2 separate regions of the Homo sapiens genome follow, and region 2 is linked to region 1. Evidence: read pairs that join two places in POLR2A ChIA-PET (ENCODE). Cell type or tissue: Panc1. All regions are shown on one strand.

The links. ChIA-PET counts read pairs that join two places held together with the same protein. Peaks named below come from ENCODE experiments on the same cell type or tissue, not always from the same donor. Only the 100,000 strongest peaks of a DNase experiment are listed, where the experiment ranks them.
Region 2: POLR2A ChIA-PET joins it to region 1 with 8 read pairs; 2 of 35 experiments call an interaction of 5 or more read pairs at or near these places.

The regions. Positions count from the first base shown.
Region 1 is chr12:77,793,108-77,801,107 of GRCh38, reverse strand. It overlaps a transcript of NAV3 not described here. Among named protein-coding and RNA genes, the nearest start is that of NAV3, 34 kb to the left of the region's middle. In Panc1, no CTCF peak of the experiment used is centred here; a DNase peak (open chromatin) is centred at 4,195.
Region 2 is chr12:77,648,941-77,656,940 of GRCh38, reverse strand. It overlaps a transcript of NAV3 not described here. Among named protein-coding and RNA genes, the nearest start is that of NAV3, 180 kb to the left of the region's middle. In Panc1, no CTCF peak of the experiment used is centred here; no DNase peak of the experiment used is centred here.

The sequences.
Region 1 (8,000 bases):
GAGATTAAGTATTGTACCTGAGGTCTATCTGGATTAGAATCTGAATTAGAAAATAATTTTTTAGACTCTCAATCTCAGGTACACAAATCAAAGAAATAGATATCAGTTCTAGGAGAAAATATGGTTGTGATATTTTTCCCTAATTACTTCTTTAATAAAATCTTATAATCTTCTCTGAAGAGTTCTAATGTTCTTAAAAGTGATGAAGAGTGTCCTAGATGAATAAAGGACTTGAAAGTAAAGAAAAATCTAATAATTGCTAGCATTTATCTTTCAAAAAAAAGCATAGAAAGAAATGAGGAGTTTTCTGTTTGTGTGTTTTATCTTACAAAACTGTATCTCCTAAAAAGCAGATCTTAAAAATAATCCCCCTACTAAATCATCACAACTCATTCTGGTATAAGCTTACATATATGGGCCAATTCTACAGATTCCAGTGTGTCGTAAAGATGCAGTTACACAATCAATTCTAAGTAGAACAGTAAACTTTAAACAGTAAACTTGTAAACTATAGTAGCTTCTACTGTACTTAAAATCCATAAGAACAAAATGTCTATTTTCTTTCGTTTGTAAGTATTAAAAAACTAAGACTCTAATGAAGTTACAAATATTTAGTAACTATCAAAAAATCCACATTCCCCAGGAAGAATGTGAGCACCAAGAACATTGAACCATTGTACAATCGCTAGGATCCATTAACTTTACACTATAGGAAAAAACACTTTCCTACAATGACAGCCTGACTGAAGTTGGTGTGATTTGTAGGTTTAAAAACCCTCAGATCTTTAGCTTTGGAAAATGAGTTTTATGTTCCATTTCTGCATTAGGAACACTTTCATTTCTAAAGCCCACCCATAAATACAAAGTCCTTTCCTGCTCTCCCCTTTTCCCTTTTGGCCTTTACTATGCTTAGCAAGCCAAATGGAATCTTAAAAGTGGCTGCCAAGTTCAAGGCTCAAGAGCCATTTCTTAATGCTACCACTGATGTTCCATGACAGGATGAGACTATTATTATTAAGCTATTATTCACTGATAATTTGAATGTTTTCACTAAGTTATATCTTTATGAAAGCAAGTAGATGCTATGGTGAAAATGATACATTTTAGGACATTGATCTAATTGTATAAGTTTTTGTGACATCAACTCCCAGTATTCACTGAACTTACTGTTGAGATTCTGGGGAATCAAAAACTACAGTAGCATTATAACTAATAAGATAATATAAAAGATTATAACTACATATCGTTATTGAATATTTTATATATATACATATGTAAAGATATATACATTCACATCCACATATGTAACATTTGTGATATGGTACAGTATAGTGGTCAAAAGTATGTGTTCTGGCATCAAAACAACAGATATGAACTATCACCACCATCTGCTTGTACACAACCCAGGGAAGTTCATTTGCCTCTTGGTATTTCATTTTCCAATTTGAATTTAAAAAATAAAAGGGCTATGGCAGGAACGAAATAAGGTAGTATGTAAAGAATTCAGCACAGTGTGTGACACACATTGAGGGCTCCTTTAAAATTAGGTGTAATCACCATCATTAGCATAATCATCATTGTCAAGGGAGGAATAAACCTTCTTAATATTTATCACCAATCATAGCTACTAATATTTGGCTCATTCACATTCTGACATAAAAGTTAAAATTGGGCAATAATTCTAAATAAGGAAGTATGTTGATTAAAGCTTTAAAATCAGGTACCATTATATGCCCATTTCATGAGCATGAATATTAATGAAAGCATTTCACATAAATTAAAATTTCACTAAAGCGAGGGAGGCTCAAAAGTTGTATTTGTGGTAGATGATTACAATAAAGAACCCCAATAAGTATTTTCTCCTATCATCTACATCCATGTGTTGTCTCTTTTCACAGTGACTTCTTCCACACTTGCTTTGGCCAATAGAAAATCAGCAAATACTATACAAAGATACCTTCATGGTGCCTGAACTTTGGGGTATTCCCTCTCTCTTGCGGCTCAGGTTCAAGATAGGCTGCTATAGACATGTGGCCCAACTGAGAGCTAGTACCAACTGCCATACATGTGAGCAAGGTTATCAGAGACCAGCGGCTGACTGCAAATGCAGAAGTGCAATCAAAATACATGGAGCAGAGAAAAGCCATCCCAGCCAAGCCACAGAACTATTTCCTAATAAATGGTTTGGGGGTGTTTTGTTCTGCAGCAAAGCTAACACAGTATTTCTCCTCCAAATACGTAATTTCTAAATTACTCATTTGGGTGAAACAGTAGTTCCATTTTATTAATGCCTTCATTGGTACATATTTATGTCACATCAACAGAGGTAATAAACACAGTAACAAACAAAGCCTAATCCTATGTGAATTTTGGCCTCAAGAACCTCCTCATAGTAATGTGAGGTCAGACAACAGGAAGTTTCCTCCAACAATAATTATAGCATTTGTTATAATTTAAATAAAAATAATTTAAAAACTAACATTTATATATTAAGGCTTCATACATTATTTCATTTAGTCCTCACAACAGCCCATAAAAGAAGTTTTACTATTATTCTCTTTCCTCATGTGAGGAAAGTGAGGCTCAAGGATTAAATAATTTGTCTAACATTATACAGCTATTAAATCAAATACTCTTCATAATTGCTATAAAGTTTTACAACTTTATATTTTATATTTTTGCATTCCAGTAAGTTTATAAGTGTAAAATTATATTAAATTATACTTAGCAAATTTATTTATATATCTTAATAACAATGAGTTTCAAAAAATATTAGTGGAAATGCTTAATTTCAGCTTGCCTTTACTCAAATAAATTTAGTTAAATATCCAGTTGGTGTTACCTGCTCTGAATCAAGCTTCTTTCTCACTCATCAAACAAAGTCATTTGTTTTTGGGGTTTTTTTGTTGTTGTTGTTGCTGTTTGTTTGTTTGTTTGTTTGTTTTTGAGACACGGTCTCACTCTGTGGCCCAGGAGGGAGTGCAGTGGCATAATCTCGGTGAGCTACAACCTCCACATCCCCGGTTCAAGCAATTCTCCTGCCTCAGCTTCCCTAGTAGCTGGGATTACAGGCATGTGCCACCACTAATTTTTGTAATTTTAGTAGAGACAGGGTTTCACCACGTTACCCAGGCTGGTCTCAAACTCCTGGCCTCAAGGGATCTGCTTGCCTTGGCCTCCCAAAGTACTGGGATTACAGGCATGAGCCACTGTACCGGGTAAAACAAAGCTATTTGAATAAATGATCTTTAAGGTACTTTTTTTTTTTTGAGACAGAGCCTTGCTTTGTCACCCAGGCTGGAGTGCAGTGGCACAATCTTTGCTCACTGCAACCTCTGCCTCACGTTCAAGCAATTCTCCTCCCTCAGTCTCTTGAGTGGCTGGGATTACAGGCACGCACCACCACCCCTGGCTAATTGTTGTATTTGTAGTAGAGACGGGGTTTCACCATATTGGCCAGGCTGGTCTCAAACTGCTGACCTTGTGATCCGCCCACCTCGGCCTCCCAAAGTGCTGGGATTACAGGCCTGAGCCACCACGCCCGGCCTAAGCTACTTTAAAAAAAAAAAAAAAAAAAAAAAAACTTTTTAAAGATTCTACGTTTAAGACTTAGGTAAAGAAGAGTAAATAAGGAAACTAATGTGTTTACCAATTTGCCCAAAATATATAATAAAATCTATAATAACAAACTTTTATTAAGTTTAATATATACATAATGAATATATTGAAAGTCACAAATGGGCTGTTTTATATAAAACCATATGTAGAAAGTAAATTTTAGGAAAAACAAATGAGAGCCTGAGAACTTGAGTAATACTCTTACTATTTCTGCTACTGGGTAGCTGGGCAATTTGAGCTCTTTGCTTCAGTTTACTAATTAGTAAAATGGAGACAATAATGCATATTCAGTGACAATTTTGTGAGGAGCAAATGAATAAAAAACAATAAGATTTACTGTTTATCTACCATTTAGTTCGTTTGTGGTAGGCATTGTACACCCATTATCTCCATTCTCACAAATAGCATGAAAGTGGACTATAATTTTTACCAAGGCTACACATCTTAGACAAAAGCAAGACACTGCTCAAATCCAGATATAGGCATACCTCAGAGATTTTGAGAATTCATTTCAAGTCCACCACAATAAAGTAAATATTATGATAGTGAGTCACACAAACTTGTTGGTTTCCCAGTACATGTAAAAGTCATTTTTACACTGTAGTCTATTAAGTGTTCAATAGCATTATATTTAAAAAAAAAAACCTTAATTAAAAATACTTTATTGCTAAAAGTCTTAACAGTCATATGAGCCTTCAGCAAGTTCTAATCTTTTTGCTGGTATAAAGTCGTGCCTCAGTATTGACTGCCACTGACTGATCAGCAAAGGTGGTGATTGCTAAAGGTTGGGGTGGCTGTGGTAATCTCTTAATATAAGATACCAATAAAGTTTGCTGCATTGATTAACTCTTCCTTTCATGACAATTTCTCTGTAGCATGCAATGCTAATTGATAGCATTTTATCTACAGTAGAACTTTCAAAATGGGACTCAGTCCTCTTGAACCCAGCCACTGCCTTATCATCTAAGTTTTTGTAATATTCTGAATCCTTTGTTGTCATTTCAAGAATGTTCACAACATCTTCACCCAGAATAGACTGTGTTTCAAGAAACAAATTTCTTTCCTCATCTGTAAGTAGCAACTCCTTATCTGTTTATGTTTTATCATGAGATTGCAGCAATTCAGTCACACCTTCAGGCTCTACTTCTAATTCTAGTTCTTGTGCTTTTTCCACCACAACTGCAGTTATTTACTCTGCTGAAGTCTTGAAACCCCCAAAGTCATCTGTAAGGATTGAAATAAACATTTTTCAAACTCTCATTAATGTTGATATTTTAACCTCCTCCCATGAATCATAAATGTTCTCAATGGCATCTAGAATGGCAATTTTTTTCCAGAAGGTTTTTTATTTACTTTGCTTAGATCCATCAGAGGAATCTCTATCCATAGCAGCTATATCCTTATGAAATGTATTTCTTAAACAATAAAACTTGAAAGTCAAAATTACTACTTGATCTTGACAGGATTCTGTGTTACCATGCACGGAAACAGCACAAATTTTCTTGCACATCTCTTTCAGAGCTGCGGAATTACTGAGTGGATTGTCAATGAGTCATAATATTTTGAAAATGTTCTTTTCTTTCCAAGCAGTAGGTCCCCAAAGTAGGCTTAAAATATTCAGTAAACCATGCTGTAAACAGATGTGCTGCCATCCAGGCTTTGTTGTTCTATTTATAGAGCACAGGCAGAGTAGATTTAGCATAATTCTTAAGGGAGTTAGGATCTTCAGAATGGTCAATGAGCATTGACTTCAACTTAAACTCATCAGCTACATCAGCCCTTAACGTTAGAGTCAGCCTACCCTTTGAAGATTTGAAGCCAAGCATTGACTTTTTCGTTATGAAAGCCTTAGATGACATATACTTCCATATAAGACTATTTCAATGTACTTATATGCAGTATAACTATACTGCACATACATATAGTTATACTGCATATATGTGTACATAATAATGTACAGTAAATTTCATTTACTGTACATTGAAAGTCTGTTGTTTAGTGTAGCCATCTTCATCAGATCTTCTGGATAACTTGCTACAGATTGCACATCATCGCTTGCTGCTTCACCTTGCACTTTTATGTGGTGGAGTTTGCTTCATTCCTTATACCTCATGAACCAATCTCTGCTAGCTTCAAAATTCATCTACAGCTTCCTCACCTTTTTCAGCCTTGTTACAATCGAAGACAGTTAGGGCTTTGCTTTGGATTAGGCTTTGGGTTAAGGGAATGTTATGGCTGGTTTGATCTATCTAGACCAGCAAAGTTTTCTTCAAATCAGTAATAAGGCAGTTTTGCTTTCTTATTCATGGAGTAGCATTTTTAATTGCTACTTAATTACTTTAATTTTCCTTTGCATTTGCTACTTGGCTAACTGGCTCATTAAGCCTAGCTTTCAGTCTATCTTGGCTTTCAATGTGCCTTCTTCAATAAGCTTAATCTTTTCCAGCTTTTGATTTCAAGTGAGAGGCATGTGACTTGTCCTCTCGCTTGAACACTTAGAGGCCACTGGAAAGTTATTAATTGACCTAATTTCAATACGGTTGTGTCTCAGAGAATAGTAAGGCCCAGGGAGAGGGACAGAGATGGGGAAATGGCCGATTGGTGGAGCTGTCAGAAACACACAGCATCTATCAATTAAGTTTGCCATTTTTTATGAGCACGATTTGTGCTGCCCCAAAACAATTACAACATAACATCAAAAGATACTGATCACAGATCACCATACCAAATACAATAATAATTAAAAAATTGGAAATATCATGAGTATCACCAACATCTCATATAGAGACAAAAGTGAGCACATGCTGTTGAAAAATGGCACCCATAGATTTGCTGGATGCAGGGTTGCCACAAACCTTCAATTAGTTTTTTTAAAAAATGCAACGTTTGTGAAGCACAATAAACCAAAGCACAACACAAGGAAGTATGCCTGTATCTCTGGCTCTGCCGCATTGTGCTTTGAAAAATATTAAAGTTGGTGTTAAAATAACATGAATTTAGATACATAACTGGCTAGATTAATCTTCTAGATCAACCGCCAGTTGACTGGGATCTTGACTAGAGACTGGTAAGGGTGTAGGGATCTTGAAAATGACTTAGTATAAGTGCAATAAGCAAAAGAAGACCCTAAAAAGTTTACTTATTTGATCAATATGTTACTGACAGCTAGAAAACAAGAAGGCTATGAACAGATTTCTGACCTCAAATTCAGTGCTTTTCTTCCCTAATATAATACATTGGAAACTATAACATATCTATACCTTAAATAGATGATATAATCTACAAGGAACTTTAAAAAATTTACAAGACAAGAAACAAACATCCCCAGCAAAAAGTGGGTGAAGTATATGAACAGACATTTCTCAAAAGAAGACATTTACATGGCCAAGAAACATATGAAAAAAAGCTCATCATCACTGGTCATTGGAGAAATGCAAATCAAAACCACAATGAGATCCATCTCATGCCAGTTGGAAAGGTGATCATTAAAAAAGACAGGAAACAACAGATGCTGGTGAGGCTGTGGGGAAATAGGAATGCTTTACACTGTTGGTGGGAGTGTAAATCAGTTCAACCATTATGGAAGACATTGTGGTGATTCCCCAAAGATCTAGAACCAGAAATACCATTTGACCCAGCGATCCCATTACTGGGTATATACCTAAAGGATTATAAATCATTCTACTATAAAGACACATGCACATGTATGTTTATTGCAGCACTATTCACAATAGCAAATACTTGGAACCAACCCAAATGCCCAACAATGATAGACTGGATAAAGAAAATGTGGCACATATACACTATGGAATACTATGCAGCCATAAAAAAGAATGAGTACATATCCTTTGCAGGGACATGGATGAAGCTGGAAACCATCATTCTCAGAAAACTAACACAGGAACAGAAAACCAAACACTGCAGGATCTCACTCATAAGTGGGAGCTGCACAGTGAAAACACATGGACACAGGGAGGGAACATCACAAACAAGAGGGCCTGTCAGGGTGTGGGGGGCAAGTGGAGGGAAAGCATTAGGACAAATACCTAATGCATGTGGGGCTTAAAACCTAGATGACAGGTTGATGGGTGCAGCAAACCACCATGGCACATGTATTTGTTACCTATGTAACAAACCTGCAAGTTCTGCACATGTATCCCAAAACATAAAGTAAAATAAAAAAATTAAAATAGAGAAATACTTACCACTTCTTTTTCAAATCTTAAGCAAAATACCACCTTTTCAATGAAATCTTCCTGATCTCAATGTAACATTGCCCAATTTTTTATAACTATACTGCTTTTTTCTTCTAAGGTTAATAGCTATAATATTTTTTATTTACTCATTCACACATGCCATTATTGTTCATATTTTTTCAACTA
Region 2 (8,000 bases), 140 kb after region 1:
GAGATTCTGGTATGTTGTGTCTTTGTTCTTGTTGGTTTCAAAGAACATCTTTATTTCTGCCTTCATTTTGTTATGTACCCAGTAGTCATTCAGGAGCAGGTTGTTCAGTTTCCATGTAGTTGAGCGGTTTTGAGTGAGTTTCTTAATCCTGAGTTCTAGTTTGATCGCACTGTGGTCTGAGAGATAGTTTGTTATAATTTCTGTTCTTTTACATTTGCTGAGGAGAGCTTTACTTCCAACTATGTGGTCAATTTTGGAATAGGTGTGGTGGGGTGCTGAAAAAAATGTATATTCTGTTGATTTGGGGTGGAGAGTTCTGTAGATGTCTATTAGGTCCGCTTGGTGCAGAGCTGAGTTCAATTCCTGGGTATCCTTGTTGACTTTCTGTCTTGTTGATCTGTCTAATGTTGACAGTGGGGTGTTAAAGTCTCCCATTATTAATGTGTGGGAGTCTAAGTCTCTTTGTAGGTCACTCAGGACTTGCTTTATGAATCTGGGTGCTCCTGTATTGGGTGCATATATATTTAGGATAGTTAGCTCCTCTTGTTGAATTGATCCCTTTACCATTATGTAATGGCCTTCTTTGTCTCTTTTGATCTTTGTTGGTTTAAAGTCTGTTTTATCAGAGACTAGGATTGCAACCCCTGCCTTTTTTTGTTTTCCATTGGCTTGGTAGATCTTCCTCCATCCTTTTATTTTGAGCCTATGTGTGTCTCTGCACGTGAGATGGGTTTCCTGAATACAACACACTGATGCGTCTTGACTCTTTATCCAATTTGCCAGTCTGTGTCTTTTAATTGGAGCATTTAGTCCATTTACATTTAAAGTTAATATTGTTATGTGTGAATTTGAACCTCTCATTATGATGTAAGCTGGTTATTCTGCTCGTTAGTTGATGCAGTTTCTTCCTAGTCTCGATGGTCTTTACATTTTGGCATGATTTTGCAGCAGCTGGTACTGTTTGTTCCTTTCCATGTTCAGTGCTTCCTTCAGGAGCTCTTTTAGGGCAGGCCTGGTGGTGACAAAATCTCTCAGCATTTGCTTGTCTGCAAAGAATTTTATTTCTCCTTCACTTATGAAGCTTAGTTTGGCTGGATATGAAATTCTGGGTTGAAAATTCTTTTCTTTAAGAATGTTGAATATTGGCCCCCACTCTCTTCTGGCTTATAGAGTTTCTGCCAACAGATCTGCTGTTAGTCTGATGGGCTTCCCTTTTGTGGGTAACCCGACCTTTCTCTCTGGCTACCCTTAACATTTTTTCCTTCATTTCAACTTTGGTGAATCTGACAATTATGTGTCTTGGAGTTGCTCTTCTCGAGGAGTATCTTTGTGGCGTTCTCTGTATTTCCTGAATCTGAATGTTGGCCTGCCTTGCTAGATTGGGGAAGTTCTCCTGGATAATATCCTGCACATTGTTTTCCAACTTGGTTCCATTCTCCCCGTCACTTTCAGGTACACCAATCAGACGTAGATTTGGTCTTTTCACATAGTCACATATTTCTTGGAGGCTTTGTTCGTTTCTTTTTATTCTTTTTTCTCTAAACTTCCCTTCTCGCTTCACTTCATTCATTTCATCTTCCATCACTGATACCCTTTCTTCCAGTTGATTGCATCGGCTCCTAAGGCTTCTGCATTCTTCACGTAGTTCTCGAGCCTTGGCTTTCAGCTCCATCAGCTCCTTTAAGCACTTCTCTGTATTGGTTATTCTAGTTATACATTCGTCTAAATTTTTTTCAAAGTTTTTATCTTCTTTGCCTTTGGTTTGAATTTCCTCCTGTAGCTCGGAGTAGTTTGATCATCTGAAGCCTTCTTCTCTCAACTCAAAGTCATTCTCCGTCCAGCTTTGTTCCATTGCTGGTGAGGAAGTGCGATCCTTTGGAGGAGGAGAGGTGCTCTGCTTTTTAGAGTTTCCAGTTTTTCTGCTCTGTTTTTTCCCCATCTTTGTGGTTTTATCTACTTTTGGTCTTTGATGATGGTGATGTACAGATGGGTTTTTGGTGTGGATGTCCTTTCTGTTTGTTAGTTTTCCTCCTAACAGACAGGACCCTCAGCTGCAGGTCTGTTGGAGTTTGCTAGAGGTCCACTCCAGACCCTGTTTGCCTGGGTATTAGCAGTGGTGTCTGCAGAACAGTGGTTTTTCATGAACCGCGAATATGCTGCTGTCTGATCGTTCCTCTGGAAGTTTTGTCTCAGAGGAGTACCCGGCCATGTGAGGTGTCAGTCTGCCCCTACTGGGGGGTTCCTCCCAGTTAGGCTGCTCAGGGGTCAGGGGTCAGGGACCCACCTGAGGAGGCAGTCTGCCCGTTCTCAGATCTCCAGCTGCGTGCTGGGAGAACCACTGCTCTCCTCAAAGCTGTCAGACAGGGACATTTAAGTCTGCAGAGGTTACTGCTGTCTTTTTGTTTGTCTGTGCCCGACACCCAGAGGTGGAGCCTACAGAGGCAGGCAGGCCTCCATGAGCTGTGGTGGGCTCCACCCAGTTGGAGCTTCCTGACTGCTTTGTTTACCTAAGAGAGCCTGGGCAATGGTGGGCACCCCTCCCCCAGCCTCGCTGCCGCCTTGCAGTTTGATCTCAGACTGCTGTACTAGCAATCAGCGAGACTCCGTAGGCGTAGGACCCTCCGAGCCAGGTGCAGGATATAATCTCGTGGCGCGCCATTTTTTAAGCCCGTCGGAAAAGCGCAGTATTTGGGTGGGAGTGACCCGATTTTCCAGGTGCCGTCTGTCACCCCTTTCTTTGACTAGGAAAGGGAACTCCCTGACCCCTTGCACGTCCCGAGTGAGGCAATGCCTCGCCCTGCTTCGGCTCACGCACGGTGCGTGCACCCACTGACCTGCGCCCACTGTCTGGCACTCCCTAGTGAGATGAACCCGGTACCTCAGATGGAAATGCAGAAATCACCCGTCTTCTGCGTGGCTCATGCTGGGAGCTGTAGACCAGAGCTGTTCCTATCCGGCCATCTTGGCTCCTCCCCCAACTATCTCATATTCTTTACTTCAGGGGGTATCTGCATGCTTTTTCTTGGTTAAGAAAACTAGAATTTTTTTCATTACTTGTCCCACATATATGCATATATACATGTTCAAACATGAAAACAAATATGTGTGTATGTGTACAGAGCTATAATGCATTTGTGTATATTATATGTGTTTATATGTAAGAATATATTTCCATTGATGTATAAATATAAAGATAGAGCATTATGTTGTATTCACCCAGAAGTACTGCACTATACATTGGCAATATAGCATCTTCTGGAAACTCCTCCCAGCAACATCCCATTTCAAGAAGAAACTCAAGAAAATGATCCAATACTTTGTTTTGCACAAATCAATAGTGTTATATGGCTATAAAAAATGTGTTCTGTAAAATTTTTCCAACACACGATAATATCAAGGAATTCATTAATTCTCAGTTAATTTAAATTTGATTTTCAAATCCAATTAGAACTATGAACTTCCCTTTCTGAAGTCAAAAAGAACAATTAAAATATATGCATAATTTTAAGTCAGATTTGAGACAGCCTCCTCTTTTCAAATACATGTATGATCATGTAATCAAGATATTAGTCTATCTTTTTCTTTAGGGTTCTACTGAATATTTATTTATTCATTCAGTCAGTCAACAAATACTCAATTAGCACCTGTCAGTATCAGGCACTCTGCTAGGTACCAGTGATAGAAAGGGGAACAGGGACAGGTTCTGCTCTTGAACAGCCAAAGCAGGTGCTTACGTAAGTCTACCTGAGCATTTTGGCAGCTTAGAACATACCATTCTCAAGATTCATCATAGAATCAGCTTTTGCTATGTTGCATTCTGTAACCCTTCTTGAAAATCAGCAATATTAAAGGCTCTGACCCGTTTTACAGTAAAGAAATCTGTTTTATCTTCTGTATTCCAGTTTCTTAAATTTATTTGACTAGGTAATATTTTTCAGCCACATAACCCTATTAACATCCATTGAACACACTTTGAAAAATACTAAAAGCTTTGTAAATTCCCTGTATAAAATCAATAACTCTTTTATAACAGAAAAACAGACATATCTAGCATTGCTTTCACTTCACAGACACATGCTGATTACAGTATTTGTAAACTGACAAACACTGATTGCTTGATAATGGGCTCTACTATTTTTCCAGCCAGTGCTGAAGTATGGGAGTTATCTTGAACAATCTATAATTTTAAAAATCATTATTTTACTAAAGATGGATCTACTTAATTTTTACTATCCCTTAGGTCTATCCTTTGTCCTTTTCCAAAATCAAGGATTATTATACTTGTGTCTCAGGTATTTAGTTAAGTCTTTAATGGCAATGAATCTGGACATATGAATTTGGGTACATTTTGATAAATGTATGATTTTTTTCTTGGTATTACAGGCATACATCTTTTTAGTATTCTAGTTTGGCTTTTGATTGTTCCTGTCAGTTGTTTACATCTTTATTGCTTTGAAAAGAGAGAATGTTTGAGATTGTAAAAAGTGAAGGAGTAGAATTAAAATGTTTCTTTAAAATGACAGATATTAGGTACTAGGAAGACAGAAGTAGTACAATAAAGAGAAAGGTGAACTTTAGGGAGTAGGCTCTATGGACTTTGAAGCAACACGGCATAGTGTTTTAGAATGAATCTATAATGAAAGTGTCTGACTGCCAGCTTAACCAATCCCTATCAGTGTGACCTTGGGCGGGGTATTTAAACCTCTCAGAACCACAATTTCTCATCTGTAAAATGGAGATATTTATGATATTGGGAATTTGCTATTTGTTAAATACTGTTCTGAGTACTTCCAGTTTCACTGCTGTTAGCAACCTATGAAATAGGTGGTAGTAGTATTACAATTTTATAGGTAAGGACAGTAGAGTGATGTTAAATCCCAAAAAGCAGAGTAGAAAGCTGCTATTTTTTGCCTTCCCTGCATTTTTCTACATTTTTCTGGTCATCACATCCCCACCACTATTACTTTGAAAGCTCCGCTTTTCCCACTAGTACCCTTCCTTTCCCTAGACACAGTTGGAGAATTGACCAAACACAAGCTGACCAGATTTTCTCTGAAATTAGATTCGCAAGCCCAGGACACCAGTTGTTGCTACACCCAGCCCAGCACCTCTGACTCTTTCTTTTCTAAAGCCTGGATCTTCAGCTGTACTTCTATTACATGAGTTACCAATTTAATGACATGAGTTAGTAAATTTAATTTTTCCATGAATGGTCACATTTTACTCTGTTGTATACAACTGACGTAGACTAAAAAATAATAACCACCAGCTTGGCTAAAATTCCAATTCTAGCCCATGAAACCTTAAAATATGGAAAGATCATTGGCTTTCTGATGAAGCAGCCTCACAAACATGGTCTCAGGCAGTTAAGGGCAGAGGCAAGCACTGTACCAATAACATACAAGGTTTAAGAGGTTTTGTTTTGTTTTGACTTAAAGTATTTCAATATCCCTGTGGCTATTAAATGATCTATTCCAATCATCATTCATATAAGCAGTAAGAGCTGTTGAAGAAAAAAAAGGCACGGGAAAATATTTGGGGAGTAACAAGCTAAATCAACAACAAAATGGATAAAACACAAGAATAGATCAGTCAGAATAAGTCTGAAAGGATTAAGGGCTCACAGAGAAAAAGCATTTGAAATGTTACTTCAATCTTTTTAAAGTCAGTATAAACAGGGTAGGATGTTCTCTTGGGTTTTAAAGGCCAAAATTTTCTAAGGAATTGATGAAGTAATGTTTGCCAAAAAAGCAATTATGCAAGCAGCTAGACTGAAAAGTAGAATTTTTTTTTTATAATTAACCTGAGTCAAAAGAAAGGTATAGTCTCACACATTTTTCATGATGATGTATCAGCAATGTGCGATATAGTTGTACTTTGATGAGTTTAAAATACTGACCAGCCAGTTTTAATAACTGAGTCATTATAAGGATTAATTTACCTAGATTTAAAATAGTTACTATATATTTATAAAAAATGGAATTTTTATCCTCCGTGCTCAATCAGATCAATGTCTTAAAAGCAAGGTAGAGAGCTTTGAAGCTGTTCCTATCATTATCAGTATCTTCATTTTTATTAAGTCTGTCACTGAACTAATAATAGATATTAATAAGACTTTCTCTATGATCTTCATAAGTCTGTTTTAGACAATACCATAAAAAGGAAATTTAAGTCATTAACTAATGTTTACATGCAACTGATATCAGGCTCCAAGACACTTTCAGGTTTATAACATCCATGAAACAAAAATCTATTTACAAAAATGAATTTTATAATATACATAGTTTTTAAATTGAAGTAATAAACCACACTAAATAACTAAAGTCAAGCACATATAGAAATAGTATAATGGTTCATAATACATGTAAAATATTCTTTTCTGCATCAGATTTTTACATTTAAATCTTTTAAAATCCTGCATTGGGCTAATTAAATATATTTAAAATCAAAGCTTCCAACTGTACCTCCTTGAAACTCAACATCAAATGAAACTACCTCATGACAGCAGAGAAGTGGCAATCAGAGATTTTTCTCAGGTTGGTTGTTGGTCTCTCCAACTATTTACCAAGATTCGGCTTAAATACTGATCTTTAGGGAAGACTTTCTTGATTCACCCTCTCCTCCACAGTAGAGGGTTAACTTCCCCGATTGCACCTCTCAAAAACATCCCATGCTTCTTCTTTAAAGATATTAAAACAAGAAATTAAACTACTCTGTGTGTGATTATTTGCGTAAGGAACATTTTTATTACAAGTTTCATGGGAATCCAACTGACTGCTTTATGGCTACATCTGAAGAAGCCAGCACAAAGCCTGGCACCTCGGAGGCACTTAGGAAATACTAATCTAAAACAGGAGGGAGCAATAGAAGGTATGACATGGGTCAAATCTAGGGAAGGCAAACTTAAGACAAAAAGAACACAGGGAGAAAGGACACCGGGGCCATACCACTGAAATGAGACAACATATCTCACTGTATGTGAACAAAAAGATTGCTGTTTCAGCTTATTCTGGCTAAATGATTCATGAAGGAACCCTAACCAAAATAAAATAGCAACTCAAGGTCTTCTTGGTAAAGAAAATAAAACTATTGCAAAGTATAAACAAAAGTAGAGATTGTCACTTAAAAAAATCGATTAAATCATTTACTTTCAAAGGCATATTTCAAAATCTTTTGTCATAAAAAATATAGCAGAAAGGAAGTGATACAGGCAAAATGATCTTATATTTGTCAAGACTAACTGCTCAAATTTAGTCTATTATTACAAAATCAGTTTTAAATAAGATTAAAATATGAAGGTCACAATAATGTTACAGTAAACATGAATTTCATTCTTTTATTTTAAAATTTAAAGACTATCTTTCTATTTCTGATTTACTCTTCTTATTAGTATGTTGAGTTGTACTTTTAGAATCAAAGATAATCCAAGAACTCAGCTGTATAATTAGATGCAAACAGCATGATGTGCTAATTTATGCCTTTTAATTAAACAAGATAAATTAAGACTTGAAATACCAATGGAACGAATGGAATAAAAAATAATATAGTGTATGATGTATTACCATACAGGGTTTACATTTAACCAATTACCTCTCTTATTACTAAAAATCTATATAGAAATAGAAATACGCAAATACTATAAGACTGTGAACAGCCGCAGATCAAATGACCACCTATGTAATACTCAGTAAATTATCCTCAATGCTTAGCGGTATGTCTACCATATAGTAGAAGCTCAAGAAATATTCATTGGTTGAATAAGTGAATGAATATTTCATTTCTAATCTGGGTCCATCTGTGAGCAGTGTGGTCTCTCTGTAAAGCTGTTGGCTTAAACAAAGTCCAAGAATATAGTTTATATTCCAACTATATTATAACATTTTATTTAGGAAATTAAAAATAGAACACTGAAGAAGCCCAGCTACTGAGAATAATCTATGATTACAGCAGATCTCCTAAGACTGATTCTATCTGGACCACCTTCCTCATACTGTCCTATT